Linked DNA regions of Homo sapiens: region 1 is linked to region 2. Evidence: read pairs that join two places in POLR2A ChIA-PET (ENCODE). Cell type or tissue: PC-9. All regions are shown on one strand. Links, peaks and the distances in the headings refer to the core of each region. The heading gives the core; the rest is flanking DNA.

Region 1 (16,976 bases), core at 192-8,191, 50 kb before region 2:
AGCTGTGTGATTGGAATCAACCCGGGGCAGATTAGGCCCCCGGGCCCCTATGCATTCTTAAGGAGATGAGGGGGGTGCCCAGGTAAGCATCCCAGGTAGGAGTCTCCCAAATGCAGGGCGAGGAGTGGCAGCGTCCACGAGCTCAGTCACCAACCCAGGGACTCTGTTTCCTGACTGTCACGAGACTGGACTGAGGCAGAGCAAGCCCTCACTTACAATGTATTGGGTCCAGGGCTATGTCCCGGTGGCCTTGAAACACCGAAATGACCTGGAGATCTGGCTGAAGTCGGTTGAGAAGTGGATAGGAAATGAAAAGATAGAGACAGCAAGTATAGACACTCCTTCTAAAAGCTCGATGTTGGCAAATGAGGAAGGAGCAGGTGTATTTCCAATGCAAGGCCCAGAAAAGAGGTTATGTTTAAAGTGGAAACCCATGCTGAGATGTTTATGGGAGGAGCCAGCAAAGAGGGGAGGAGGATAGAGGATGGGAGGCCAGTGGATGGGAGGCTATGGGTGTGGGGGGAGTGGGGGTGGAGGGGGCTGTGACCGACACAGGTGGGACCCAGGAGAGAGTCAGGAGGACGGTTTCTAAGTGGTGGACGGAGTTCCTGCCTGTAGCTTGTAAATGGCTTTAAAAAAACAAAAAGGCTAGGCATGGTGGCTCACACCTGTAATCTTAGCACTGTAGGGGGCCGAGGCAGGTGGATCACTTGAGTCCAGGGGTTCAAGACCAGCCTGGGCAACATGGCAAAACCTTGTCTCAATTAAAAATACCAAAAAAAATAAAAAAATAAAAAATAAAAAGGCCTGGTGTGATGACACACACCTGTAGTCCTAGCTTCTCAGGAGGCTGAGGTGGGAGAATCAAATTGCTTGAGCCTGGGAGGCGGAGGTTGCAGTGCACCAAGATCACACCACTGCACTCCAGCCTGAGCAACAGAGCAAGACTCTGCCTCAAAAACGAAAAACAAAATTCTTATTTTATTGAGGTGAAATTCACATAACAAAATCAACCATCTCACAGTAAACATTGTAATGGGATCTAGTACACTCACAATGTCGTGTGACCACCACTTCTATTCAGTTCTGAAACATTTGAAAGAAACCCTGTACCCATTAGCAGTTTCTCCCCATTCCCCCTTCCCCAGTCCCAGTCTGCTTTCTGCTCCTACGAATTTGCCTGTCCCGGGCCTTTCCTATGAGTGGACTCACATACCGTGTGGCCTTTTGTGTCTGGCTTCTTCCGCTTAGTGTGATGTCTTCCAGGTTCATCTGTGTTGTAGCAAGTGTGTTTCCCAGGGCTATGGTCACCGAGTACCAAAAATGTGGTGGCTTAAATTTAAATGTATTGTCTCACAGTTCTAGAAGCCAGAAGTCAAAACTCAAGGAGTCAGGAGGGCTGTGCTCTCTCTGGAGGCTCCAGGGGAGGATCTGTTCCACGCTTCTCTTCAAGCTTCCATCATGGCCAGCAATCCCCAGCATTCATTGACCGATGGACACGTCACTCCAGCCTCTGCCTCCATCATCACAGGGTTTTCTCCTGTGTCTCCACATGGACTTCCCTGTGTGCATGTTTATCTCTGCAAAATTCTCCTTTTTGCAAGAACATCGCTCATATTTGACCTCATCTGACCTTGATCATTTCTGTAAAGATGCCCTCCAGATAAAGTCACATTCTGGTGTACCAGGTGTTAGGCTTTCAAAGAATGGTTTTGCAGAGGCCACAGTTTAACAACATTCACGTGCGTCAGTATTGCATTCCTGTTTGAGGCTGAGTTGATGCTCCACTGTCTGGATGGACCACATTTTGCTTCTCCATAATCCGTGGATGGGCATCGGGCAGTGTCTGACTTTTGGGTCTCGTGAACTGTGCTGCTGTGAGCAGAGTCCCTGTTTCCAGTACCCTTGGTTACAGAGCTGGGAGTGTGTAGGTGGCTTTTACTCACAGAGGGAAGTCGGAGGCTGGGTCCTCTCTCCTTTGGGCTCTGGACTCTGCCCCTGCAGTCACAAAACACAGGGGAGTGAGGGAGGTCTCTGCATCCAACCCCCTCTCCCCTCCAGTGTCACTGCAGCATGGCACCCTGTCACCCCATGACTTCCTCAATCCACCTAGCTCATTCCCCAGGGACATGTGGGTGGACAGCCCTGGGCCTTCAGATGTCCAGAGCACGTGACAAAGGTTGGGGGCACATGCTAGTCCTGCCCTCAAAGGCAGGGGAATTGGTGCCTTTGATCTTTTTTTTTTTTTTGAGACAGAGTCTCACTCTGTTGCCCAGGCTGGAGTGCAGTGGCATGATCTTGGCTCATTGCAACCTCCGCCTTCCAGGTTCAAGCAATTCTCCCTGACTCTGGCTCATTGCAACCTCCGCCTTCCAGGTTCAAGCAATTCTCCCTGACTCAGCCTCCAGAGTCGCTGAGATTACAGATGCCTGCCACCATGCCTGGCTAATTTTTGTATTTTTACAAAATACCATGTTGGCCAGGCTGGTCTCGAACTCCTGACTTTAGATGATCTGCCTGCCTCAGCTTCCCAAAGTGCTGGGATTATAGGTATGAGCCACTGTGTCTGGCCCTTTTCTTCTGGATTTTTATTGTGGTAAAATATACATAACATAAAATTCACCATTTTAACCATTTTTAAGGGTATGGCTCTCTGGCATTAAGTATATTCCCATTGTTATGCAACCATCACCAATATTTGCCTCCAAAACTCTCATCTTTCCCAAAGAGACTCTGTAGTCATTAAACACTAACTCCCCAGCCCGGTTACCTCTGCTCTCCTTTCTGTCTCTGTGAGTTTGACTATTTTAGGGACCTCCTGTAACTGGAGTCCTATAGGATTTGTCCTTTCGGGTCTGGCTTATTTCACCAGGCATAACATCTTCAAGGTTCATCCATGTTGTAGCATGTGTGGGTTTTGGGCAGTCACATTGAAGGTAATTGGGCTCTTATCCTGAGAGCACTGGAATCTCTGCAAGTGTTTTCAAGCATCGGGCGTGTGTGTGTGTGTGTGTGAGATGGGATTTATGTGTTTCGAGCCAGGTGCAGTGGCTCACGCCTGTAATCTCAGCACTTTTGGAGGCTGAGGCAGGCAGATCACCTGAGGTCAGAAATTTGAGACCAGCCTGGCCAACCTGGTGAAAACCCGTCTCTACTAAAAATACAAAAACAAATTAGTGAGGCGTGGCGGTGCGTGCCTGTAGTCCCAGCTACTGGGGAGGGTGAGGCAGGAGACTCGCTTGAACCCGGGAGGAGGAGGTTGTAGTGAGCCGAGGTCGCACCACTGCACTCCAGCCTGGGTGACAGAGTGAGGCTCTATCTCAAAAAAAAAAAAAAAAAAAAAAAGGAAAAGTGAATTCGGTGTAGTGAGTCACAAATGGCAAGGCTGAGGGCAGCTGAGTGAGTGTGGGGGATGGGGGGAGTGCCCAGCCTGCCTCCACCTGTGGTGTGCGCAAGAATCAAGCACTTTATTTGGTACGACGGGAGCAGATCTTGAGAATGGGGGGAAAAGTCTTGTGCAATCCACATTTTTCTTTGAAGTAACTCTACAAAGAATGCAATGTTGACTTAAGGAGGGCTCCCAATGGATGGCTAAGCCTGCTTAAAGATCTGCGTAATCGCTGCTGTGCTCCTGGGCACTGGGCATGAGTGAGAAGCAGCCGCATGAAACCGAGGTGGGTAGCACAGCTTTTCTAAGCAAATAGGCATTTGGGAGGAGATGGTTTGGGGTTGGGGAGGGCGGCTGTCAAGAAGGAAGAGTGGGATTTGCAATCTCTATTACAGCTAAAGGAGGAAGTTACTCAATACCTCTCCTGCTTCCTTTTTCCCAGTTTCCAGTAACCTGGTGGAAAAGGAAAAGATGATTATCACATCCTGGGTATCAGGATGCTAGGAATGGTTTTGCAAAAATACCTCACACTTTTCCGCTTCTGAGGTCTCCTTTGTATTAGCAAAGCCTCCCGAAGCCTCCAGGTGTTTCACGTGGCTTCTTTCCAGGCCCGCAGGTCTCAACACAGAGTGCTGGGACTTCCAGAACTTGGTTGTGTTTCCCCTCCCCTTTTCTTTGGTTATTTAAAATGTCCCATAGAACCAGGCTGTGATACCACCTATCATCAGTAGGAGGCACTCTCTGCAATATGGTGCATACTTGATGGAGAATCCTGGAAGTTCGAGGTTCAGGATTCTACATATGTATATTGTTGCCCTACTCTGTCCACTTACAAGTTTCAATTCTGTAAAATAAGTTCGCTCAGCCTGGGCAACATAGGGAGACCCTGTCCCTACAAAATATTAAAAAATTAGCCAGGCACAATAGCATGCACCTGTGGTCCTGCTATTCAGGAGGCTGAAGCAGGAGGATCACCTGAGCCTGGGAGGTTGAGGCTGCAGTGAGCTATGATTGCACCACTGCACTCCAGCCTGGGTGACAAAAAAAAAAAAAAAAAACTTGCTTAAAAATAGATGCATCAGTATTAGCCAACAACTAACAACTGGAACCCAGATATTCATCAACAGGAGAACAAATACAATGTGATCTACTCATACAGTGGAATACTAAGCTGCTGTGAAAATTAGCGTACTGTTGCTACATGCATTCTCACTTGTATAAATCTCACTAACAATGTTGAGTGAAAGAAATCAGACAAGAAAGCATGTATGAGTGTATACTGCATGGCACCATTTCCATAAAGTTCAAACCCTGGCCAACCTAATCTATGAGGATTGAAACCATGACAGCAGTTACCCCTCAGGTAGGTAGGTTGGCCAAGGGAGCATCAGGGGACCAGTCATATCTGTTTCTTAATTTGGGGGCTGGTTATAAGGGTTAGTTTGTGAGCTGTACACATATGCACACTGTGTGTGTGTGTTTTATGCTTTAAAAAAAACACATGTGGCCGGGCGCAGTGGCTCCACCTTTAATCCCAGCACTTTGGGAGGCCGAGGCAAGCGGATCACCTGAGGTCAGGAGTTTGAGACCAACCTGGCCAACATGGTGAAACCTCGTCTCTACTAAAAATACCAAAAAAATTTAGTGGGGTGTGGTGATGCGTACCTGTAATCCCAGCTACTCGGGAGGCTGAGACAGAAGAATCTCTTGAACCCGGTAAGTGGAGGTTGTGGTGAGCTGAGATCATGACACTGCACTCCAGCCTGGGTGACAGAGTGAGACTCCATCTCAAAAAAATAAACTAATAAAAATAAAAAATAAATTTAAAAATTAATCAGTACAAAAGTTCAATCCGCTAAACAGCAACCCTGCTCTTTTCACAGATTGATGAACAGAGTGAGCTGAAAGCCATCGAGAAAGAGAAGAAGGTGACAGCCCTGCCCCCCAAGGAAGCGTGCAAATGCCAGAAAGAGGATTTGGCCAGAGCGTTTTGTGTAAGAATTGAATTTGCATCTGGAGCTAATTGTGATAAGGTTTTATGTTTAAAAGAAAGCAACACAAAGCCCTGAACAGTGCTTTGAAATTCTGTGTTATTATCAATTTTATCATCAAGGTTGGAAAATATTGTTGATGTTGAATGGTTCAGATTCCACAGGTAGAATATCAGTACTTGTCAGTAGAGCTCGTCTTCACCAGGCCCTTACCGGAAGACGGCGTCCTTTGAGACACTCTGTGTACGCTGCTTCTCTTCAGCCTCACATTTCTTGGCAAAAACATAAAGGGATGGAAGATGAAGTTGAGACACAGAAAGTAGCACAGTCCAGTGTTAGAGGTAGCACAGCCCAGCGTGGAGTCCAGCTGTTTCACATGAAAGCCCAAACTCTTGGTCATCCGGTATTCCCACCGTCGTCTTTTATAATCCGTGGAGTTGCCAGGTACTAAAACCAAATTCTCCCAAGTTTCTCAAGTGAGTTTGAATTAATTCCTGGCCAGTGCAAGACAAACATTTGCATTGCACACAAGTGTGTGTGTGTGCACACGTGCGTGCACGTGCATACTCAGAACCACTACATTTTGGGAAAGCAAATAAAAAGCCCCCAGGAAAAGGGCACATACTACAATTTCAGGAAGTTGGAAGCTAGTGTCTTTTCTTGAGAATAACTCAAGTCTGTTTCAATTCAAGTCCTGTGTATTAGTATTTGGAGAGGGGGAGGAAGTATTTCTTCTCTGCCTGCATATTATCCCTAGCTAGAAAATGAGCTAGATTTTCTTTCACTATTCAAAAGAATCTAGAAATCAATTCTGTTCTCCCCGTTTCCTCTACCAGCAAGTACAGTTTTCTTGTTATTGGCTTTTTAAAAACAAGGACACTTTTGTTGCGACCAGAACAACAAAGTTTCCTTCCATTATGACTGACTCATAAATTAGCTGTATTTAACGAATTTGTTTACAGAAAGAGCTTGAATGGAGTTGGGCACAATATAATTGTTTTAGCTACTGTTTCTTTTTTATTTTTAATTTTTGTGGGTACATAGTAGGTGCATATTTATGGGTTCCAGAGATACTTTGATACAGGCATACGCTATAATAATCACATCAGGGCAAACGGGGTCTCCATTACCTCAAGCATTTATCCTTTGTGTTACAAGTCATCCACTTACACTCTTTGAGTTATTTTAAAATGTACAATTAAATTATTTTTGACAACAGTCGCCCTGTCATGCCAGCAAATACTAGGTCTTATTTATTCTTTCTGACTATATTTTTTGTACCCATAGCCCTCTCCACTTTCTCCCAACTACCCTTTCCAGGCCCTGGTAACCATCCTACTATCTCCATGAGTTCAGTTATTTTAATTTTTAGCTTCCACTAATCAGCGAGAACCTGCAAAGTTTGCCTTTCTGTGTCTGGAGGTCACTATGTTATTTGACTTAATATAATGACCTCCAGTTCCATCCATGTTGTTGCAAATGACAGGATCTCATTCTTTTTTATGGGTGCATAGTACTCCATTGTGTATATGTACCACATTTTCTTTATTCATTTGTCTGTTGATGGATACTTAGGCTCCTTCCAAACCTTGGCTATTGTGAATACTCCTGCGATAAACATGGGAGTGCAGATATCTCTTCAATATTCTGATTTCCTTTCTTTTGGTTATGTATCTAGGAGTGGGACTGGGGATCATATAATAGTTGTATTTTTAGTTTTTTGTTGTTTTTTTTTTTTGAGATGGAGTCTCACTCTGTCACCCAAGCTGGAGTGCGGTGGCGCGATCTCTGCTCACTGCAAGCTCCGCCTCCTGGGTTCACGCCATTCTTCTGTCTCAGCCTCCTGAGTAGCTGGGACTACAGGCGCCTGCCACCATGCCTGGCTAATTTTTTTGTATTTTTAGTAGAGACGGGGTTTCACCGTGTTAGCCAGGATGGTCTCGATCTCCTGACCTCATGATCTGCCTGCCTCAGCCTCCCAAAGTGCTGGGATTACAGGCATGAGCCACCGCGCCCAGCGTATTTTTAGTTTTTTGAGGAACCCTCCAAACTGTTCACCAGTCATACTAATTTACATTCCTACCAACAGTGTACAAGGGTTCCCTTTTCTTCATATCCAGGATTTGTTATTGCCTGACTTTTGGATAAAAGCCATTTTAACTGTGATGAGATGATACCTCATTGTAGTTTTGATTTGCATTTCTCTGATCACAGATGGTGAGCACCTTTTCATGTACCTGTTTGCCATTCATATGTCTTCTTTTGAGGAATGTCTATCCAGATCTTTGGCCCATTTTAAAAACAGATTATTAGGTTTTCTCCTATAGAGTTGTTTGAGCTCTTTATACATTCTGGTTATTAATCCCGTGTCAGATGGGTAGTTTGCAAATATTTTCTTCCATTCTGTGGGTTGTCTCTTCACTTTGTTGATGATTTCCTTTGCTGTGCAGAAGCCTTTTAACTTGATGTGATTCCATTTATCCATTTTTGCTTTGGTTGCCTGTGCTTGTAGTATATTACTCAAGAAATCTTTGCCCAGTTCAATGTCCTGGAGAGTTTCCCCGATGTTCTCTTGATAGTTTCATAGTCTGTGATCTTAGATTGAAGTCTTTAATCTTTTTTTTTTTTTTTTTTTGAGACAGGGTCTCACTCTGTTGCCCAGGCTGGAGTGCGGTGGCGCTATCTCAGCTCACTGCAACCTCTGCCTCCTGGGTTCAAGCAATTCTCCTGCCTCAGCCTCCTGTAGTAGCTGGGATTACAGGCATGCACAACCACATCCAGCTAATTTTTGTATTCTTGGTAGAGCTGGGGTTTTGCCATGTTGACCAGGCTGATCTCGAACTCCTGACCTCAGGTAATCTGTCCACCTCATCTTTAATTCATTTTTATTTGATTTTTATTGATAATGAGAGATGGGGTGAAATTTCACTCTCCTGCATATGGAGATTTTGTTTTCCTGGTACCATTTATTAAAGAGATTGCCCTTTCCCCAGTGGATGTTCTTGACATCTTTGTCGAAAACGAGTTCACTGTAGATGTATGGATTTATATCTGGGTTCTCTATTCTGTTTCACTGATCTCTGTGTCTGTTTTTATGACAGTACCATGCTGTTTTGGTTACTAAAGCTCTGCAGTATAATTTAAAGTCAGGTAATATGATTCCTCCAGTGTTGTTCTTTTTCCTTAAGATAGCTTTGGCTATTCTGGGTCTTTTGTGGTTCCATATAAATTTTTAAATTGTTTTTTCTATTTCTGTTAAGAATGTCATTGTTATTTTAATAGGGATTCGATTAAATCTATAGATTGCTTTGGGTAGTATGGACATTTTAACAATATTGATTTTTCCAACCCATGAACATGGAATATCTTTCCATTTTTCTGTGTCTTCTTCAGTTTCTTGCATCAATGTTTTATAGTTTTCATTGTAGAGATCTTTTACTTCTTTAAGTTAATTCCTAGATATTTAATTTGCAGCTGTGGTAAATGGGATTACTTAATTGATTTCTTTTGCAGATTGCTTTCTCTTAGCATATAGCAATGCTACTGATCTTTATCATTTGAGTTTGTATCCTCTAACTTTACTGATTTTGTTTATGAGTTCTAATAGCTTTAGGTGGAGTCTTTAGGTTTTTTCAGATATAAGATCATATCATCTGCAAACAAGAATAATTTGACTTCTTCCTTTCCAATTTGGATGCCCTTTATTTTTTACTCTTGTCTGATTGCTCTAGCTAGAACTTACAGTATTCTGTTGAATAGTAGTGGTAAAAGTGGGTATCCTACGGGAAAAGCTTTCAGTTTTTCATCATTCAATATGACACTAGCCCTGGGTCTGTCATATATGGCTTTTATTACATTGAGACATGTTCCTTCTATACCTAGTTTTTTTAGGGTTTTTATTATGAAGAGATGTTGAATTCTGTCACGTTTTTTCAGCATTAATTGAAATGATCATATGGTTTTTGTCTTTCATTCTGTTGATGTGTCACATTAATTTGTGTATGGTGAACCATCCTTGCACCCTTGGGATAAATTCCTTTTGGTCATGATGAATTTTCATTTTAATGTGTTATTGCATTCAATTTGCTTGTATTTTGCTGAGGATTTTTGCATCAATAGTCATCAGTGATATTGGCCAGTAGTTTTCTTTTTTAAATGTGTCTTTGTCTGGTTTTGGTATCAGGGTAATACTGGCCTCGTAGAATGAAAGTATTCCCTACTCATCTGTTTTTTGGAATTATTTAGTAGGATTGGTATCGCTTCTTCGAGTGTTTGGTAGAATTCAGCAGTGAAGCCACTGGGTCCTGGGCTTTTCCTAACCGGAAGACTTTTTATTATGGCTTTGATCTTATTACTTGTTATTGGTCTATTCAGCTTTTGGATTTCTTCATGGTTCCATCTTGGTAGGTTCTGTGTGTCTAGGAATTTATCCATTTCTTCTATATTTTCCAATTTATTGGCATATAGTTGCTCCTGGTAGCCACTAATGGCCCTTTGACTTTCTGTGATATAATTTGTGAAGTTTCCTTTTTCATTTCTGTTTGTATTTATTTGGTTCTTCTCTCTTTTTTTCTTAGCCTGGCTAAAGGTTTGTCAGTTTTGTTTACCTTTAAAAAAAAATACTCTTGTTTCTTAAGACAGGCCTATTTAAAAAAATGTCTGATATGTGGTAAATACACAACATAAAATTTACCATCTTAACCTTGTTATTTTTTCCAAGACATGGTCTCATTCTGTTGCCCAGGCTCGAGTCCAGTGCTGCAATCAAGGGCCAGTGCAGCCTCCACCTCCTGGGCTTAAGCAATCGTCCTGCCTCAGCCTCCTGAGTAGCTGAGACTACAGGAGTCTGCCACCACAATGGGCTAATTTTTAAAATTTTTTTGTAGAGCCAAGATCATGCTATATTGCCCAGACTAGCCTTGAACTCCTGGGTTCAAGCAATCTCCCCACCTCAACCTCCTGAAGTTTTGGGATTACAGGTATGAGTCACTGTGCCTGGCCTTAACCATTTTGAAGTGTACATTGTAGTTGCATTAAGTATAGTCACACTGTTGCACAACCATCGCCATTCTCTATCTCCAGAATTCTTTTTTTTTTTCTTGAGATGGAGTTTCCTTCTTGTTGCCCAGGCTGGAGTGCAATGGCGCGATCTCAGCTCACTGCAACCTCCGCCTCCCAGCTTCAAGCGATTCTCCTGCCTCAGCCTCCTGAGTGGCTGGGATTACAGGCACATGCCACCACGCCCGGCTAATTCTTGTATTTTTAGTAGAGACGGGCTTTTGCCATGTTGACAAGGCTGCTCTCGAACTCCCGACCTCAGGTGATCTGCCTGCCTTGGCCTCCCAAAGCGCTGGGATTACAAGCCTGAGCCACCAAGCCCTACCAGTTTATTATAAAGGCAAAGGATACCGATGAAGAGACGCATAGGGCAGGTAATGGGGGAAGGGGCGCAGGGCTTCCATGCCCAATGCTGCTATGAACATGGTTGTTCAAACATCTCCCTGGATGCCACTCTCCAGGAATATCCCCACGTTCAGGTACGTGAAAACTCACTGAATCCTATCTTTGGGTTTTTAGGGAAGCTTCATGACATCATTCCTTCCCCCAGATTATAGGGTGGGACCCTCTCATGGGAGGGTCTTAAGACCCACAGTCAGCAAAGCGGGTTACATTAGCATCTCCAGTATTCTTTTCATCTTGTAAAACTGAATCTGTCTCCATTAAACACTCACTCCCCATTCCCTCTCCCTCCAGCCTCTGACACCCACCATTCTACTTTCTGTCTCTATGAATTTGACTAGTCTATGTAATTCATATGTGGAATCAACAGAATTTGTCTTTTTGTGACTGGTTTATTTCACTTAACTTCATCCTCAAGGTTCAACTTAAAGGTGTATCCATGTTGTAGCACGTGTCAGCATTTTCTTTCGTTCTCAGGCTAAATAGTATTTCATTGTGTGTGTACACCATGTTTCATGCATTCATTCATCCCTTGAAAGATTGGTGGGTTGTTTCCTCCTTTTTGCTTTTGTGAACAGTGCTACGAACATGGTTGTACAAACATCTCTTGGAGCCCCACTAGCAGTTCCTTTGGGTATATACCCCAAAGTGGAATTGCTGGATCTGGTAGCTCCCTTTTTAATTTTTTGAGGAATCGCCACACAGTTTCCATAACAGCTGCACCATTTTACATTCCCAAGACCTTTTTTTTTTTTTTTTTTTTAAGAAGAAAAGATGTGTTTCTGCATTTCTGGAAGTCTATGCTGCATTTCCATTTGTTGAAATTTAAGACCAGAGTCGTCTTTTCTGCTGTAATTATAATGGTCACTGGCTTGTGCCTTTTCCTCCTCTCTCTGCCCCATCTGCACGGGGTCTTTGAACAAGTCCCAGCACCTTGGTGGACAAGCCTGTGTCCCTGGCCCATCATGGAAGCCGCTGCCTTTCAGAGTGGGAGTCTGTACCCTGTTGCCTCATTCCTTGCTGCGCCCATGAGTGAGCTTGTGCCTGACCTCTCCTTCCAGGTGGACTTACACACTGGGCTGTCGGAGTTCTCGGTGACGCAGCGCCGGCTGGCCCATGGCTGGAATGAGTTTGTTGCTGACAACAGCGAACCTGTGTGGAAGAAATACCTGGATCAGGTAGGACCAGAGGTGTCATTCTTTGCATTAACATGCATAAGCCAGCGAGGGTGGGGCAGCCATTCCATCTTTCAATGTTGATGGAAGGCATCCTTGGACAGCTCCCGCCCCTTTCACGCTGCCCCAGCCAGCCTGAGCATCAGTCATGAGCAAATCACCAACTCCCAGGCAACCGCGATCAGGAAAAACAGTGATCACTTTCGTAGACAGTTGAGCAGGCCCCGGGCCCCACGCTATATGAGTAAGTGAATAAGTAAGCATGCGCTTACTAATCCTCCTCCTAATCCCGCCTTTGCACATGAGGAAGGAGAAGTGCAGAGGTTGAAAGATTTCCCCAGAGTTGCCAGGTTTAGCAAATAACAATATAGGATGCCCTGTTAAATTTCAATTTCAGGCTGGGCGTGGTGGCTCGTGCCTGTAATCCAAGCACTTTGGGCGGCTGAAGCGGGTGGATCACTTGAGCCCAGGAGTTCAAGACCAGCCCGGCCAACATGGCGAAACCCCGTCTCTTCTAAAAATATAAAAATTAGCCGGATGTGGTAGTGGATGCCTGTAATCCCAGCTACTGAGGAGGCTGAGGTGGGAGGATTGTTGGAACCCAGGAGGTGGAGGCTGCAGTGAACTGAGATTGTGCCACTGTGCTCCAGCCTGGACAACAGAGTGAGACCTTGTCTCCACAACAACAACAAAACCAAAGTGAATTTCAGATAGATAAACAAGAAGCAATTTCTAGTATAAGTGTGTCCCAATACAGTGGACGTGCTTATACTAAAAACAAAAAGTTCCTTGTTTTTCTGAAATTTAGATTTTACTGGGTGTCCTACTGTAACCTGAGCCCAAAGTCACATAGCTGTGAGGAGCAGTGCAGAGCAGTGCAGCCAGGGAGCTGCACCCAGAGCCCCTTCCCTTGCTAGCTGCTGCCATCGGTGCTGGCGCGGTGCTGAATGAATGGCACACAATCAAATGCCTGGAAGCCACTAAGAAGGGGAAAGAAAAAACTGCAATTGACATGGCTCCAAGTTCCATTCTAGAAGTCGGCAGTCCCTGCCACCTTTGCAGGACCAGTTCAGAAAGGCTCAGTGAACAGGCAGAATTTTCCAGGTGCCTGAGGGCATTTAGATGGCCTTAGATCCCCTTTTCCAGCCTTTTGCATGCTCTTGGCCCCATCCCTGACATCCCCTTCTTCATTCTCTGGCCCCTGGGCTGCCCCAGGCTTCAACCGCCTTCCTATTGGCTCTGTGTTTACAGCTTCCTCCATTGGTCGATTCCGGAACCAATCACAGTCCCCTGGGCAGCATCCTCTGTCTCCACTCTCCTTGAGGTCCCCTCCCTGATCAAGGCTCAGTTCTCAGTGTTCTGGGAATGTTATTCATCGATGCGTTTTGGCAGCAAAATAGGCTTCTGGGTATGTAGGTGGTTCTGGCTAGCCCAGAAGCTTCCTAAAACTGCAGGGCTGAGAAGAGGCAGTGGAGGCTCCCGGAAGTTGGGGTTCAGGGAAGGAGGCCGAGACATGGGCTGTGAGGGAGGAGCTCCCCTCTGCGGCTGGAGATCTCTTTGCTCTGCCCTGGCACCCCTTCCACTAGGACCCGCTCCCCCACTTCCCCTGGTTATCCTCCTTCCTCGTTCCCCTCTGCTCTGTCGAAACCCACCGTGAACATCTTCCTTCTCACCAAGGATCCTCCTCCAGCCTCCAGCCAGGGTGTTCCCCAAAATGAAATCTCTTAAATTTCTTGAGAGCAGAGGACCTGCTCATTCATCTTATAGCTTGTCGGTTCAGCAATGCATCTGTGGGAATCCTTGTAGGACTGGACGGGAGCTCCTGACGGCTGGGTTTTCCTGCCCTTGCGTATACGGGTTCTGTCTGCTCTCCCTTATTAATTCCTTACATGTGTTGAGTTCCTCCTGCATGCCAAGTGTTGTGATTCTCCTATCTTTCCCCCAGTGACAGGGAACTCATCACCTCACAAGGCAGCCCTGTTCCTCTGTCTCAGGAGTCTCACCATTAGGAATTCTACCTTAGCACGGCGTAAGGCTCTGGACGGGATGGCAGGGAGGCACTAGGCTGGTGCTCTGAGGAGGTGGCATCTGGGCAGAGATCTGAGTGAAATGAGACGGAAAGCCATGTGAGGATGTGGATGGAGGGCGTCGCTGGAGGGCAGGGTGCAGAGTCCCTGAGGGGACAGGAGCCTGGCAGCCTGGGAATCAAGGTGCCCAGACCAGGTGCATTATTATTATTGTTATATTCTGGGATAGGGTTTCTCTGGTGTCCAAGCAGGAGTGCAGCGGCATAAACACGGCTGACTGCAGCCTCAACTTCCCAGGCCCCAGTGATCCTCCTGCCTTAGCCTTCTGAGTAGTTGGGACCACAGGTGCACCTCACCATGCCCAGCTCATTTTTTCATTTTTTTGTAAAGATGGGATTTTGCTGTGTTTCCCAGGCTGGACTGAAACTCCTGGGCTCAAGCAGTCCTCCCATTTCTGCCTCCCAAAGGGCTGGGATTACAGTGTGAGCCTCTGCACCCAGCCCTTGTTGATATTGTAACTCTCTTCCTTATCCTGATCTTTGGTCTGCCTTCTGAATCCGGTTTTATGTGTTTGCATTTCTTTTCAATCCTCTGTAACATGAGCTACCATGAGATGTCTCTGAAATGAAAGGGCAGATATATAAAATAAAGTAAAAATCTTCTCAGGAAGTTTTGGGAACGGCTGTTTTAGAGAGGGACATCATTGGAGTCCCTAGAGGCTGTTACAGGAGCAGGCTGTTACTGAGTTTGGTGACTGGGATGTGCAGGATTTGGGGAGCTGGTGTGGTGAGAGAGGATCCTTGGCCGTCCTGAGCCAGGACTGGCATCTTGCCGAAAGTCCCGGCCTGGAGCGTCATGGAGATGTGGAGAGGCGAGACCAAGAACTCAAAGGCAGGGCTGAGGCCGGTGTCTTCAGGGGGTCAGTACTGGGACCTGGGAGGGTCAATTGGGTGGAGTTCCAGGCAGAGGAGGACCACTGCATGGGGGTGGTCTCCCCAGCCCTCGGTCACCATGGTGTTGACCTGGAAGCCTGGCCCTGAACTGAGACCCCTGTCACACAAACTTCTGCACAGTAAGAAACCCATTCTGGTCCCTGAGACTAAAGAACGTGCCCCACCCTGTTATTTCCTCTTCAGTTTAAGAACCCCCTGATCCTGCTGCTGCTGGGCTCTGCCCTGGTGAGTGTCCTCACCAAGGAGTATGAGGACGCCGTCAGCATCGCCACGGTGAGTTCCCTGACAGCGCTCGGCTCCCGGGCGGGCAGCCACAGGTCTGCTGAGTCTCTGCTTGTTATTGTATATAAAGAAAAAAAAGAGTTTGCTGTAGGGGGGAAAAAGGAGCATACAGAAGAAAGAAAGGAAAGCAAATCCACATCCTTCTTTACCCTAATATCAAGGTGCCCTGGTTTATTCGGCCACTGCTTGCTTGCTGGACACACAGGTGCTTCTGGGTCTTTGCTAGAGCAGTGTTGCAGGGAATTCCTTTCCCGTGACCCTGGGATGAGGGGAATAGAGCCTGGGCTGTGCACATTTGCCTTCCGAAGAACAACACCTTTGATCCATTACCGAGAGGTAACCACTGAGCACTCATTTTTTTTTTATTTAGATGAAATTCACATAATAAAATATTGACTATTTCACAGTGAACAATTCAGTGAAATTGAGTACATTCATGATATGGTGCCACCACCACCTCTGCCTAGTTCCAAAACATTTTCATCACCCAGAAGGAAACCCTGTGCTCACCAGACAGTCACTTCCTGTCCCCGCTCCTACCAGCCCTTGGCAACCACCAATCTTTTTCTATCTCTGTGGGTTGAATGACCTATTCTGGATATGTCACTGAAATGGATTCAGACGGATGAGTTCATGTCCTTTGCAGGGACATGGATGAAGCTGGAAACCATCATTCTAAGCAAACTATCACAAGGACAGAAAACTAAACACTGCATGATCTCACTCATAGGTGGGAGTTGAACAATGAGAACACATGGACACAGGGTGGGGAACATCACACACTCGGGCCTTTCATAGGGTCAGGGGGCTGGGGGAGGGATAGCATTAGGAGAAATACCTAATGTAAATGACGAGTTGATGGGTGCAGCAAACCAGCGTGGCATATGTATACCTATGTAACAAACCTGCACGTTGTGCACATGTACCCTAGAACTTAAAGTATAACAAGAAAAAAAAATGGATTCAGACAATACATGACCTTTTGTATCTGGCTTCTCCTGAGCACATTTTTTTTTCTTTTTTTGAGACAGAGTCTTGCTGTGTCGTCCAGGCTGGACAGCAGTGCCGTGATCTCAGCTCAGTACAACCTCTGCTTCTCCTGCCTCAGCCTTCTGAGCAGCTGGGATTACAGGTGCCCGCCACCACTCCTGGTTAATTTTTGCTAATTTTTATATTTTTAGTAGAGATGAGGTTTCCCTGTGTTGGCCAGGCTGATGTCGACCTCTTGACCTCAGGTGATCCGCCTCCCTTGGTCTCCCAAATAGCTGGGATTGTAGGCGTGAGCCACTGTGCCTGGCCTGAGCACCTTTTGATGGCTGTCATTCCCCACTTCTTTCCGTTTGTTCCAGCCGGTATTTTAAAATACAAACACAGACTCATTCCACACGATGGAATTTCCTACTTCCAATTAAAAGGCTGGAGTAGGCCGGGTGCGGTGGCTCATGCCTGTAATCCCAGCACTTTGGGAGGCCTGGGGGGTGGATCACGAGGTCAGGAGATCGAGACCATCCTGGCCCACATGGTGAAAGCCCGTCTCTACAAAAAATACAAAAAAATTAGCAGGGCATGGTGGCATGTGCCTGTGGTCCCAGCTACTTGGGAGGCCGAGGCAGGAGAATCGCTTGAAACCGGGAGGCGGAGGTTGCAGTGAGCCAAGATCACACCACTGCACTCCAGCCTGGTGGCAGAGCAAGATTCCA
Region 2 (13,761 bases), core at 2,010-10,009:
TATCACAGCAAACGCTGTCTTGGTTTTGCAGATTAAAAATCAAAAATATGACCAGGCGTGGTGGCTCATGCCTATAATCCCAGCACTTTGGGAGGCCAAGGCGGGTGGATCACCTGAGTTCAGGAGTTCAAGACCAGCCTGGCCCACGTGGTGAAACCCCATCTCTACTAAAAAATATAAAAATTAGCTGGGCATGGTGGCACACACCTGTAGTCCCAGCTACTCAGGAGCCTGAGACAGGAGAATTGCCTTGAACCAGGGAGGCAGAGGTTGCAGTGAGCTGAGGTCATGCCACTGCACTCCACCCTGGGTAATAGAATGAGACTCCATCTCGAATGAATGAATGAATGAAACAAAAATATGCAAAACTAGTAATAATAAAAAAGAAAAGAAAAGAAATGGGCAGAGAAGTAATGCGAGTGTCCAGGCTCACCAGGCCGGGAAGGAAGAGCGCTGGGAATCCCACTCTTTTTGCTTGTCTCTTTTTCATTTTTTAAATATTTATGTATAAATTGAGGTAGAAGTCATCTACCATGAATTCACCCCGTTAAAGTGCACAATTCAGTGGTTTCAATTTGTTCACAAGTTGTGCAAACTTCACCACTGTCTAGAATACTTTGTCACCCCAAGTGGAAATGCCATCATCCCCATTATCGGTCGCTCCCCGTTACCCCACACTCGTCACCACCCGTGCACCTGCCTCCCTGCTGGGTTCCCTCATGATAACTTTATGGGAACCAACATTCAGCACAGCCAAGAAATAGTCACGATGTTTCTTTTAAAAAGCCGGGACGCTGAGTTGTTTTAAAGAGCAAGTCTTGTCCCCACAACCCCAGCTGTAAAAATGGGACAGGCCCACAATGTCTAACTTTTTCATGAGCCCAGTACTAACTACAGATGTCCGGACAATCCCCTTTTAGGCGGGCTGTGTTGCCAACAATGCGGTCATCAGAAAGAACGCCGTGATGGGGCAGCCCACCGAGGGTGCATTGATGGCCCTGGCGATGAAGGTAGGAGGTCCTGGGGTGGCTCTGCGGGGAATTCTTTCGCTCGGGGCTGGATTCATTGGTAGAAAGCCAGCTCCTGTCTGAGCTAACAGGAGTGGGGACGTTAGGTAATCATGGAAGAAAATGGCCCACACTGGCCTTGGGCCATCTGTTGGTGGTGGAGGAGGTGAGCTCTGAGATTCCACGGGACTTCAGCAAGTTCTGCAGGTCTCTAATCCCTCCACCAGCGATTCCAAAAGAATCCTATGAGCTTCCCTGTGGTTCAGGCCCTGGTCAGGTGTTGAGGCGACAGACAGTGGAACGAGACTCCCTATGCACCCAACACGACCCTGTGCTCACCGAGGCACCACTGGGAGGGGCTGGTTCCTGGGAATGTATTCGATTGACTCCGGGGTTCAGTGTTAGACCCTGAGCTCTGTGGCTGTGCAGGGTTGCCCCAGGCCATTCTGTACCCAGCACCAGGTACCAAGTGGCTGCTTGCAGTGTGGAGGGGATGGGTGGGAGCTGATGGGGGCCTGCTGCATTCTGTGCTCAGAGGACAAGTTAGAAGAAGGAGAGGCAGAAAACATGGGCTGGGAATGCAGGTGACAGGAAAGCAAGGAGAAGAGAGGACAAAGGACATGGGAAAGGAGGGGCCGGCAGAGGTTAAGAGGAGGGAGCAAAGGAAGGAAGAAGGTGGCCCCGGTCAGCTCCCACGTCTGTTTCCATGGCCACTTGGCCTGGGTCCCTCCTCTTCAGCCAGAGCTGGGGCTCCCCTGGACACTGTGGGAGCTCCTTTCCCCGACCCGCTCCGTGCTTTCTGCTGTGTGACTTGTCTCTGACTCGGGTGTGATCAGAACCCTCTCCATCAAGGTCAAGGGAAAAGCCCGACTCAGGGTGCTCATCCCCCAGCACGGACCCCTCGCTGCCGCCGAGCCTGGCCCCTGCACTCACCCTCCCTTCCTGCTTCCTCCTGGACTTTGACCACTCCTGCCTGTTCTCACTGGCGAGTGCCGACTTTCTCTTCAAGTTCACTCCAGTTTCCACCCCAGCAGACACCTCTCCTCATCCCGGGCTCACTTCACTGCCTTGTATTTTCAGCTTACCTGTCCCATCACTGAGCACCAGGGCTCACTTCACTGCCTTCTGTTATCAGCTTACCTGTCCCTCCCTCCAGTGCAAGACTCCAACCTCCCACACCACTGCCTTCCCAAAGCTGGTGCTGGGCGGGGGAGAGGTGGTCGCCCTCTCATAAGCCCCCGTGTTGGTAGATCAGGTGCTTTTCCCCAGTGTAAGAACATTGGAAAGTCATTACAGGCTGAGTGCAGTGGCTCAAATCCCAGCACTTTAAGAGGCTAAGGCGGGAGGATCATTTGAGGCCAAGAGTTTGAGACCAGCCTGGGCAACATAGCGAAAACCCATCTCTACAAAAAATATAAAAATTAGCTGGGCATGGTGGTGCATGCCTGTGGTCCCAGCTACTCAGGAGGCTGAGGCAGGAGGATCCCTTGAGCCCAGGAGTCTGAGGCTGCAATGAGCTATGATCACACCACTGCACTCCAGTCTAGATGAGAGAGATCCTGCCTCAAAAAAAAAAAAAAAAAAAAAACAAAAAGATTGGGCACAGTGGCTCACACCTGTAATCGCAACACTTTGGGAGACCGAGGCAGGTGGATCACCTGAGGTCAGGAGTTCAAGACCAGCCTGGCCAACATGGTGAAACCTCATCTCTACTAAAAATATAAAAATTAGCTGGGCATGGTGGTGCACACCTGTAATCCCAGCTACTCGGGAGGCTGAGGCAGGAGAATTGCTTGAACCCAGGAGGCGGAGGTTACAGTGAGCCGAGATCGTACCATTGCACTCCAGCCTGGGTGACAGAGCAAGACTCCGTCTCAAAAAAACAAACAGAAATCATGACATCGTATTATTTTTCTTCCATTCACAGAAGAGAATTCTCTCTGCAATGTCTGTAATAGTGAATGGAGCTCATTTCCCGTTTTAAAATAGTGCTGAGTCTGCCCCATTCAACAACTCCTCGCCGCCCAGAAGGGAAGGTGCCGGCCTGACCGCCTGGCAGGAATGACACCCATGTGTCACCTTGCTTCCGCCACCAGCCGTCCCTGCAGCCTAGAGAGGAGAGAGGTTCCAGCACCCAGAAGAGATTTCCTTGATGTGTTATAATTTTCCTTTTTCCTGGGGCCTGGCTTAAGATTTTGGAATACAGAACAAACACTGGCTGGCATGTAGGAAGTGCTGCCTGTGTGACAGGCATGGGGCAAGCACTTTGTGGTTCTTACCTGTCTCACCTGCTCTAAATGGCACTGAGGCCAGGCCAGTGGTTCCCGGGCTTTTCTTCCATTATTGCTCCTGGATTAGGGTCTTGGGGTTACTGAAATAAAACACCACTGGCTGGTGATTTAGTGTAACCAAAACACACTGAAACACAGCTCTGTGGCCAGAAGTTGAAATCAAGGTGTGAGCAGGGCCAGGCTCCGTCTCCCAGTTTCTGGGTGTTACTGGCAGCCCCGGGCGTTCCTTGACTCGCAGACGCATCCCTGCCTTGGTCTCTCACACCAAGCTCTGTCTCTGTCACGAGGTGCTCCCCGCCACGCCTCTGCGCAGCGTTTTCCTCTTTTTTTTTTTTTTTTGAGACGGAGTCTCGCTCTGTTGCCCAGGCTGGAGTGCACTGGCTTGATCTCCGCTCACTGCAACCTCCGCCTCCCAGGTTCAAGCGATTCTCCTGCCTCAGCCTCCCAAGTAGCTGGGACTACAGGCGCCTGCCACCACGCCTGGCTAACTTTTTGTATTTTTAGTAGAGACAGGGTTTCACCATGTTAGTCAGGATGGTCTTGATCTCCTCACCCCGTGATCCACCCGCCTCGGCTGCCCAAAGTCCTGGGATTACAGGCATGAGCCACCATGCCCGGCCTTCCTCCTCTTATATCCAGTCATGTTGGCTTAGGGCCAACCCTAATAGCCTCAAATTGACGATATCTGCAAAGGCGCTATTCCAAATCAGGTCACATTCAGAGGTTCCGAGGTTAGGACTTCAACATATCTTTTGTGGGGTACAATTCAACCCCACTAAGGAGATGGTTTAGGCATTTCTTCCCTAATCACCCCACTCCCTCCCCATGAAATTTAATATGGTAGATACACTGTATTGTACGCATATCTGCACTTTCTACGTAAAAGGAGTAGTTTTTTGTGCCCCTGCTGCACCGCATTTTCACCCCCTGTGGGACAGTGGGATGCATGGGTCATGACTGGTTTACACCTGGGGAAACTGAGATTCTGAGTTGTCACATCACTGATCCAAAAGCCACCAAAGAGCAACAAAGGGCCAGGCTGGCAAGGACCCCAGGCTGTGGACGGGGGGCTGGCAAGGACCCCATGTTCTGGACGCAGGGCTGTCTCACTGACTCAGGGGGTTCCGTCTGAGAAATTGCTACACCTTCAAGTCTGAAACATTCCTCCCGGCAGAAACACTGCAGGTTTGTTTCTAAGCAGATTTCAGATAGAAGCTGTTGCAAAGACCGTCTTGTCTGCCCTTCAGCCAAGAGAAGAGACTTTTTTTTTTTTTTCTAGGTGGGACATTCCAAGAGAAATGGCCTTTTTTCTATGTGCTAAATGCTTGGATTTCTTATCTGCCAGAGGTGGTTTGAACAATGAATAATTTAAATGGACTGAGCTTTGTATAGAGATTGGCTTCGGATGACTCACTAAAAATGTGTCATTTTATTATGCTAGATGGACTTAAGTGATATTAAAAATTCATATATAAGAAAAAAAGAGATTCCATTCAGTTCAGAGCAGAAGTGGATGGCGGTGAAATGCAGTCTGAAGACTGAGGTGAGACCTTTCAATCTTCAACCTCTTCTCTCTTTCTGCCCGGGCCCCCACCCAGAGATAAAGCAAAATGCAGACTTCAAGGATAATTTGAAAGTTCCTGGCTGCTTCTGTGACGTTCCAAATACATGGAAAAACTTAATCACCATCATACCTTTGATTCTCTTGGGTCTGCTTCTGGCTTTTTGTTTAAAACAGAAGTTCTTAAAGCAGGGTCCCTGGAGTAGCAGCGGTTGTTACCACGCGAGACTTTATTAGAAATGCAGAATCTCAGGTTCCATGCCAGACCTCCTGAGTCGAAGGGTCCAGGGGTGGGACCCAGTAACCTTCATTTTCTGCAGATTCTGATGCAGGTGCAAATGTTGAGATCGACCAGCCTGTAATCCAGTGACTGAGGCCCTGCTGCTAACACCAGTCGCCAACTTGCCAGTCCTCTCTTTGCAGCCCTGTGCTAAGTTTTTTATACTTCTTAGCTCATCTCCCCGTCATACTGGGGAGCAAATCCTTCAGTACGGAAGGCGTGTCTGTGTGGTGCATCAGCGTGTGCACACGTGTTGTCCCTGGCTAGAGGAACACATACCAAGCTATGGCCACCCCGGGTGGACATTACAGCTGATTTTTAAAATTTTCTTTTCAGATTTGTTGTGGCTTTTCAGATTTTCCTTAAAAGCTATTTTTTAAAGTTTTTGTTGCCTTCTACCGTTTTCTCCACCCCTCCTCTTCCCTCCCACTCTTTCTAGAATCTATCATGTCTGCCCACGCAGACTGCTCAGCTCCCACTCAGGGCTGTGGGCAGCTCAGCCAGCTCATGCCAGGCCCTTCCTGTGCATGGATGGACACATGTACATTTCAGGGGCTTAGAAGGGATTATAGATTTTCAAAAAACTTTTAGACCTTTAAATCTTTTCCCTTGCAAGGCAATGGTAATATATTCTCATTGAAAAAGTATAGAAATATGACATAAAAATGAAAGCTTCTTTCATTCCACCCTTCTTCCCTCCCTCCCCACCACCCACCCAGAGGTAATTCTATTTTAAGTCTGGGATGGAGCATTGCAGATTTTAAATATGCAAACGACAACATCTGGATGGTATTTTCAAAACAAGGTCACTATTTATAGTGTGTGTAATTTGCTTTTTCCCCCTAAGATTTTCTTTTAATATTATGTCTTAGATGTCTGTGTTGGTTAATATAAGCTTGTTATATTAACATATTAATTATATAATATGTAATATATATTACATATATTACATATATTATTTAATATATATTATGTAATATATATTATAATTGTATAAGAATATATTAGTTATATATAATATATAATATACATATAAATAATATAATGTAATATAATACATATAAATAATATACAATACATATGTACTATAATTAATGTATTAACATCTGTAATTAATATTATATTTATTAATAACATTAATATGTTAATTACATATTAATAACATATATAATTAATATTATATTATCTTATAACAGTGTTACATTCACACTGTGCACCCACGTGAGCCAGGTATGTCCGGTATTGAGGCTAGGGGTACAGTGTGACTCTCACTGACCCAGGGCCTCCCCCCGTGGAGTTCATAGTCTACATGTTTGTCATGACAGAGCTTAAGAAAAACACAGGAAAAATGATCAGCTACTCATGTGGCTTCACTATTACAAGCCAAGTGCTGGGGGTGGGTACAAAATAGACTTGGTGCTGCCCTAGGGAGGCAACAGTCTAATGGAAATATTCCCAGTTAATCACACCCCCAAAGGCACAGTCCCAGCTGGGATGATACCTCCCGTGCATGAAACATACAAGACGCTCTGAGTGACCATAACAAGGGAACTGAAAAAAGAACAAGGGTAGTACAGGTTGAAGATTGGCCTTGTTCTTTCTCTGGACTGCAAAACGTTCCATGGATGGATTCTAGAACTTCGCGAACCTGTCCAGCACCTGTGAACAGCACCAGCCTATGATAAATAACTCCGCTGCAAAGATCCCCGTGTGTGTCTTTGTAACCTTGTGCAGAGTGGGGTGATGGTCAGTATGAACCAAGGCTTCCAGTGATAGTGGATTTCTTCCCTTTGTCTTTTCTAAGGATCAGGAAGACATTTACTTCATGAAAGGGGCCTTGGAAGAGGTGATCCGCTACTGCACCATGTACAACAACGGGGGCATCCCCCTGCCGCTGACGCCCCAGCAGAGGTCATTCTGCCTGCAGGAAGAGAAGAGGATGGGGTCGCTCGGTTTGCGGGGTCAGTGCCTGTGGTCCCGGCCCAGAGCTTTAAGCTTGCATGTAACATTGACTTTTAAGTGCATTCAAGCAGGGTCCCTAGTCAAGGAGGTCACCCGTCCCAAGGAGTCAGGCAGCATGCTGACGGCAATAATGTGTGCTTGGAACCTGATGGTCACATGAAAGGCACAGAGGTCCCCACCTCATCCCAGTTCCTTAGTGACCCCCATTAATCCAGAGAAGAGGGTACCCTCCCTTGCTGAGTTTCCTAAGGCAGGTGAATGGGCTGCACCCCAAACATTGATTTTCCCAATAGGTCTTTTTGCTCATTGCCTCTTGTCAGGAAAACCCGAAGTTCTTTTCAGTCAAGGAACATATTTTTTCCCTTAGCCATTTTCAATTTTCTGCAGCAGAGCCAGTGCCATCCCTGATGGGCTGAACTGAACATTAAATCTCACATTTCCCTTGGTGTCATTTGTCACCCTGGCCAGTTACAGAGGAAGCGTTTAGAAGTGCTCCTGAGCACTGGTATTCCCTTGGGGGAAAGTGAGAGGCTTTGGGTTGGCCTTACTGGCTCAGGAGCCTTGGTTTTCCCCTTCGGGGAACAGAGTTTGTAGGTTGCTGGCAGGCTTGCTCAGAGGTGTACGGGGCGAGACCCTTGCGGCTTTCTGGGGCACAGTGAAGCCAGCGCCGAGCACGTGTCCCCTCTTCCCGAGTGAGGGGAGCGTTCCCCAAAGCATTGGCACTTTGCCCCCCCAAATGGTTTGTGTTGCGCTGGGTCTACAATAGGCTTACAGGTAAATACTGTGCCTCAGTTTCCCCATATGCCTAAGGAAGGCAGGAGAGCAGTGACTTCATTGATTGCTGTGAGGATTGGAAGAGACGGTGAATCCCATCTTAGCTTGCCCTGAGCCTTGACTCTGTTTCGGTGGCAGAGAAGCCAGGCCCAGCTTCTGCGAGCCAGGTGATCTGAGAGGGGCTGGTATAAGAAGGTCCTTTTCACCTCGCTGACACCAGCGACGGGGCTGTGGCGTCCCTCCTGCACAGTGGAGAGATTGGGAGACAATCTGGCACGTGGGTGGCAGCTGCTTTTGTCATGGTTGATACGACCAAGCCATTCAGTAGCTCCCTGTTCTTGTCACATCACGCCTCTGCTGACGAAATGGCTCACTTAAGAGTGGACACGTTAGTAAGTAAACATCCCACGTGGCACTGGCCTCTAAATCTGCACCTGGCACTTGGGCCCCACTTGTGTGCTGGGCACCAGGTTAAGTGCCTGTGTGAGGCCACGCCCTGAATCCCCACCGGGCAGAGGAGCCGGCCCAGGTGACACAGCCCTGCCTAGTGCAGCCAGCGCCTTCGCCCGGATGTCTGCTGCGGAGCGTAATGACGCGTTCCAGGGACTTGCTCCAGGCCTTGCGGGAGAGCGTAATGAGAACGGGTCAGTGGCGGAGGAGCAGTGAGACCTTTTCCTGTCTTCCCCCAGTGTACACGCAGGTCCTTTTTTGTTTACAAATGGACTTGTCTTCCACCTGTGGCTGGGAAAACTACAACCTGGGAACTGGCCTTAGAGAAGGCCTGTGCGTTTTTCCAATCTGTGTTTAGTCTGGGATGTTATTCCTCAGCAGGTGACCGTGGACTGATGCCTGCTGCCTGGCAGGCCTGGGACAGTGCCCGAGTGACTTAGAGAGGCCCCCAACCTGCTAGATCCCCTGGAGTGGCTTGGGCTTTGAGACCCCCCACCCCACATGCATCCAGGGGAAGATGAAAAACCCCACGGAGAGGGAAGGAGAGTTGGGGTGAGGGGAGCACGGAGGCAGGAGTATCCTCTTGGGATAGAGCGCTACTAGGTGGCCACTAGAAGCAGGGGATGCTCCTGGGTTGGCAAAGCCCAGGTTCAGGGAGGGGAGGGGACCATTGGAAAAGGGGAGGAAGGGCGCCAGCGTCATTGGCGCAGTGTCATGACTGTGTAGGAGGCATGCCAGCCCCATCTTTGGTGTCAGTGAGGGGGCAAGGATGTTCTTACACCACCCCCTCTCAGATCACCCAGGGGCAGGAGCTGGGCCTGGCTTCTGTGCCACAGAAACAGAGTCAAGGCCCAGGGCAAGCTCACAGCAAGAGTCCCCTCAGCTGGGTTGCTCCCCTGTCAATTTTTCTTAACCTCTGTACCGCGCCCCCAAGACTGCTGGAGATGACAAGATGAGTTAGCACAGAGCAAATGAGGGCAAGAACTGTTAGAAACGTCCCATCCTGCTCCACCTCACATGTCCCATTCTGGGCCAGCTCACAGGTTTCTGCAGCCACTTTTGTTGGGAAGTGGGGTGGGTCTTATACCATGAGTGGTGTATTAGTTTATTTTCATGCTACTGATAAAGACAGACCTGAGACTAGGTAATTTACAAAGAAAAAGAGGTTGAATGGACTCAGTTCCACGTGGCTGGGGAGGCCTTGCAATCATGGCAGAAGGTGAAAGGCACGTCTTACATGGCAGCCGGCAAGAGAGAATGAGAGCCAAGCCTAAGGGGAAACCCCTCATAAAACCATCAGCTCTCCTGAGATGTATTCACTACCACAGAGCATTGTGGGGAAAACCACCCCATGATTCAATTATCTCCCACTGGGTCCCTCCCACAACACGTGGGAATTATGGGAGCTACAGTTCAAGATGAGATTTGGGTGGGGACACAGCCAAACCATATCAAGCAGACAGCAGTGGTATTTTCTGCTATGCAGCTGTTTCTGGCTTCCTTCTCCATCTGTTGTGCACCTGCGCAGGCCTGAGAGCCGCTGGAGGCATCTCTGCCCTCCCTTTCAGGCTAGGGACTTGTTGCCTGAGCCCTCTGCAGACCGAGGAGGATCTGGGCCATGGTGGGGGCTGGCTAACAAAGGGCTGCGCACGTTGCCTCACACCTGTAATCCCAGCACTTGGGGAGGCTGAGGTGGGCAGATCACCTGAGGTCAGGAGTTTGAGACCAGCCTGGCCAACATGGTGAAATCCTGTCTCTACTAAAAATACAAAAATTAGCTGGGCCTGGAGGCGCATGCCCGTAATCCCAGCTACTCAAGAGGCTGAGGCAGGAGAACGGTTTGAACCCAGGAGGCAGAGGCTGCAGTGAGCCAACATTACACCACTGCACTCCAACCTGGGCGATAAGAACAAAACTCTCTTAAAAAACAACAACAACAACCAACAACAAAAAACGACGGCCCCTAAGCCCCCGGTGACCCCTCCTTACTCCCCCTCTCTCCTCAGTGCTGGCCCTGGCTTCTGGGCCCGAGCTGGGGCGGCTGACGTTTCTCGGTCTTGTGGGCATCATTGACCCCCCGAGAGTTGGCGTGAAGGAAGCAGTCCAGGTTCTCTCCGAGTCTGGTGTGTCTGTGAAGATGATAACGGGGGATGCCCTGGAGACGGCCTTGGCCATAGGTAACTGGGACAGGGTCGGGGGTGAGGACGAAAGGACCCATCCATCCTTTACGATGGGGGGCTGCTACCAAAGGGAAGCCTCCGCAAACTCGGTCAGGAGTGCTCACGCCTAGCCCTACAGGCTTAGAAAAGACGCTGAGTATTCGTGTGCCAGCATTCCAATTTCTGAGGTGTTCTCGTTTCTGAAATGTTGGCAGGTTCTGCAAAAGGGAAGTTCTCATGGATACTGAGGACCTACTGTGTGTCAGGGGCTTTTCATCCGCTGTCTTCACAGGCAGCATCATGGCCATGTACAGTTTCAGTCTGCCTTCTGCCTCTAGCTGTGTACCCTTGGCAAACCATTGAACCACTCTGACCCTCAGTCTCTTCATCAATAGAGGGCTAGCAGCCCTTCTCCTCTAGTTACTTTTTTTTTTTTTTTTTTTGAGATGGAGTCTTGTTCTGTTGCCTGGGCTGGAGTGCAGTAGTGCAATCTTGGCTCACTGCAACCTCCACCTCCTGGGTTCAAGCAATTCTCCTGCCTCAGCCTCCTGAGTAGCTGGGACTACAGGCACCCACCACCGCGCCCAGCTAATTTTTTGTATTTTAGTAGAGACGGGGTTTCACTGTGTTGCCCAGGCTGGTCTTGAACTCCTGAACTCAGGGAATCTGCCCACCTCGGCCTCACAAAGTGCTGGGATTACAGGCATGAGCCACTGCGCCCAGCCCCTCTAGTTACTATTATATGGGTGGTCTCAGCCTGGTGCTGGGAAAAGGTTCACGGGCTTTGGAATCAGAGCCGTGTCAGGTTCCAGTGTTACTCCTTACCAGCTGTGTGTCCTCGGCAAAGTCACTTCTGTTTCCCCATCTTTAAAGTGGGGATAATGAGGCGTTTGGTGTAAGTTAATCCTGTGGATAGAACCGAGGCCGTGCAGCATGGTAGGTCCTCAGTAAACCGTCTCCAGCATGGTTTTATTCTTGGTGTTCCCCATGGCCGAGGTGGGGCCGGGAGTGAGGGGTGGGGACGCGGGCCTCAGAGCAGGCCCTCAGAACAGGTTCTTCTGAAGGAAGAAACATCGGCCTGTGCAACGGGAAGCTGCAAGCCATGTCCGGGGAGGAGGTGGACAGCGTGGAGAAGGGCGAGCTGGCCGACCGCGTGGGGAAGGTGGGTCCCCGGAGGCTTGGCTGGCAGTGGGGCTGGGTCACAGCTTTGAAATCTGATTCTTCGTCTTCCCCGTCTCCGTGTCCAGGTGTCCGTGTTCTTCAGGACCAGCCCAAAGCACAAGCTCAAAATCATCAAGGTTCGCTGGGCAAGGCAGGCACAGGCTGCGCTGCTGGGGCCGGGCCAGAGACACTGTGGCTCGAGGAGCTCATGCGTCCGTCGGGTGACAGTGCAGGGCCCGACCGTGGCTTCCTTCTCTAGGTCCAGGGCAGCTGCCCCGGGAGTTACCTTTTCATAGCCAGGGGGAGGGGAGGAGGTTGAGCAGGGGCGCGTGGGCAGCTCCCTTGGAGAGGACGAGGCTCTGAAGTTGCCAGCAACACTTGCGCTGACAGCCCCTTGGCCAGAACACAGTCACGGGCCCAGGTTTAGCTGCAGGGGATGCTGGGAAGTGTCATCTGTAGCTGGGCGGACACGAGCCCCACCAAACCTGGGGATAATTTTAAAGAAGATGGGAGAACTGGGGGACCTTTGCTACATACAGTGAAAACTGGGAGCTGTAATTGGATAACGTAGAGGGAAAAACTAAAAGAGAAGCTATCTTTTTTTTTTCTGGGGGTGGGGTTGTAGGTACGGAGTCTTGCTCTGTCACCTAGGCTGCAGTGCAGTGGCACAATCTCGGCTTACTTCAACCTCTGCCTCCCAGGGTTAAGCGATTCTCCTGCCTCAGTCTCCCCAAGTAGCTGGGATTGCGGTGTGCACCAGCACACCCGGCTAATGTTTGTAATTTTAGTAGAGGCAGGGTTTCGCCATGTTGGCCAGGCTGGTCTCAAACTCCTGACCTCAGGTGATCCGCCTATCTTCGCCTCCCAAAGTGCTGGGTGCTTTTTGGCTTTATTCCTTTTACTCAACTCCGTGCCTCCGTTTCCTCATCTGTAAAATGGGGGAACTATTAATGCCGTCAGCTGATTCACAGGGTTGGTAGAGAATTAAACAAAGCCAGGCCCATGAATCTCTTGGCACACAGCAGGAGCCCAATAAAGAGCTGATGTGATTTTTCTGACTCTGAATACCAAAAAAAGGTAGAAAATGTGCTTGGTTTTCTCGCCTGTGCTCTGAAAGTTTGCTCTTGAGCTCTTTTAGTAGACGGGCTTTCTTCTTTCATGTTATTTTTAGCTCTACAGAGTAAATCCCTATGTGAGTTACTCCTCAAAGAAGGTAGTAATACTTACCAGGTACCCCATGGTTTCCAGGGCCGCACTGTTGATTACTGTTTATTACTGGGACTGGATAACCTTTATGAGCCTTTACTGACCGTGCTGGGCACCGTCACATCCGTCATCTCAGTTTGGGCCTCACAACAGCCCTGGGAAGAAGAAACTGTTGCTCCCACTTTGCAGATAGGGAAACTGAGGTCAAGAGGGTCAAGGGCTCGCCCAATTCCCACAGCTAATGTGGGTGAAGCTGGGATTCGAATTCCGGGTGCCCTCCAGACAGAGGTGTCTGTGGCTGGCCACAGGGTGTGCATGGCCGGGCACTGGGAGGTGGTCGTCAGGCTGCAGGCCTTCATTGCCTGCTCTTTCCAAAGGCTCTGCAGGAGTCAGGGGCGATCGTGGCCATGACTGGGGATGGGGTGAACGACGCAGTGGCCCTGAAGTCTGCAGACATTGGGATCGCCATGGGGCAGACAGGGACGGACGTCAGCAAAGAGGCCGCCAACATGATCCTGGTGGATGATGACTTCTCAGCCATCATGTAAGCTGCCCTTCTGGTTGTTTTTCAGTTGCAAAAATGCCTGGGGTCACCAGCTTCTCCCTGGAACCTGCTACTGTGGAGATAGAGGGGGGGGTCTCGCGGAGTCCCCAGGGAGAGCTGAATCTCGGGGCTCGTCAGTGTGGCAGGTGCCCCCAACCCCAAGTACCAACAGCCTCTCATAGCAGGGTCATGGGGTCCATGATGCCTGGGGCTAGTCACATGCTGCCCCCAGGGGAATGTTACGGATATGAAGCAGAGATGGGATTTGCTGCCTGTGGGTGCATTTCATGTGGTACTGGGAATGCCCGCCTGGCTCAGGCTGGTGGGCAGCAGCTGAATATGTAAGGAAAACCTGTGGCCAAATAC

The links. ChIA-PET counts read pairs that join two places held together with the same protein. Peaks named below come from ENCODE experiments on the same cell type or tissue, not always from the same donor. Only the 100,000 strongest peaks of a DNase experiment are listed, where the experiment ranks them.
Region 1: POLR2A ChIA-PET joins it to region 2 with 12 read pairs; 2 of 35 experiments call an interaction of 5 or more read pairs at or near these places.

What each region holds. Positions count from the first base shown.
Region 1 is chr16:84,393,228-84,410,203 of GRCh38, forward strand. It overlaps ATP2C2 (ATPase secretory pathway Ca2+ transporting 2), which reads left to right. Exons shown (of 27, transcript NM_014861.4): 2 at 5,272-5,382; 3 at 11,901-12,017; 4 at 15,178-15,267. Among named protein-coding and RNA genes, the nearest start is that of ATP2C2, 33 kb to the left of the region's middle. In PC-9, for the core only: CTCF peaks have their summits at 4,124 (motif pointing right) and 4,327; DNase peaks (open chromatin) are centred at 2,994 and 3,534; H3K4me3 peaks cover 1,630 bases; H3K27ac peaks cover 1,886 bases.
Region 2 is chr16:84,441,590-84,455,350 of GRCh38, forward strand. It overlaps ATP2C2 (ATPase secretory pathway Ca2+ transporting 2), which reads left to right. Exons shown (of 27, transcript NM_014861.4): 15 at 921-1,010; 16 at 4,740-4,841; 17 at 6,944-7,100; 18 at 10,332-10,502; 19 at 11,549-11,646; 20 at 11,732-11,782; 21 at 13,229-13,395. Among named protein-coding and RNA genes, the nearest start is that of ATP2C2-AS1, 19 kb to the right of the region's middle. In PC-9, for the core only: no CTCF peak of the experiment used is centred there; no DNase peak of the experiment used is centred there.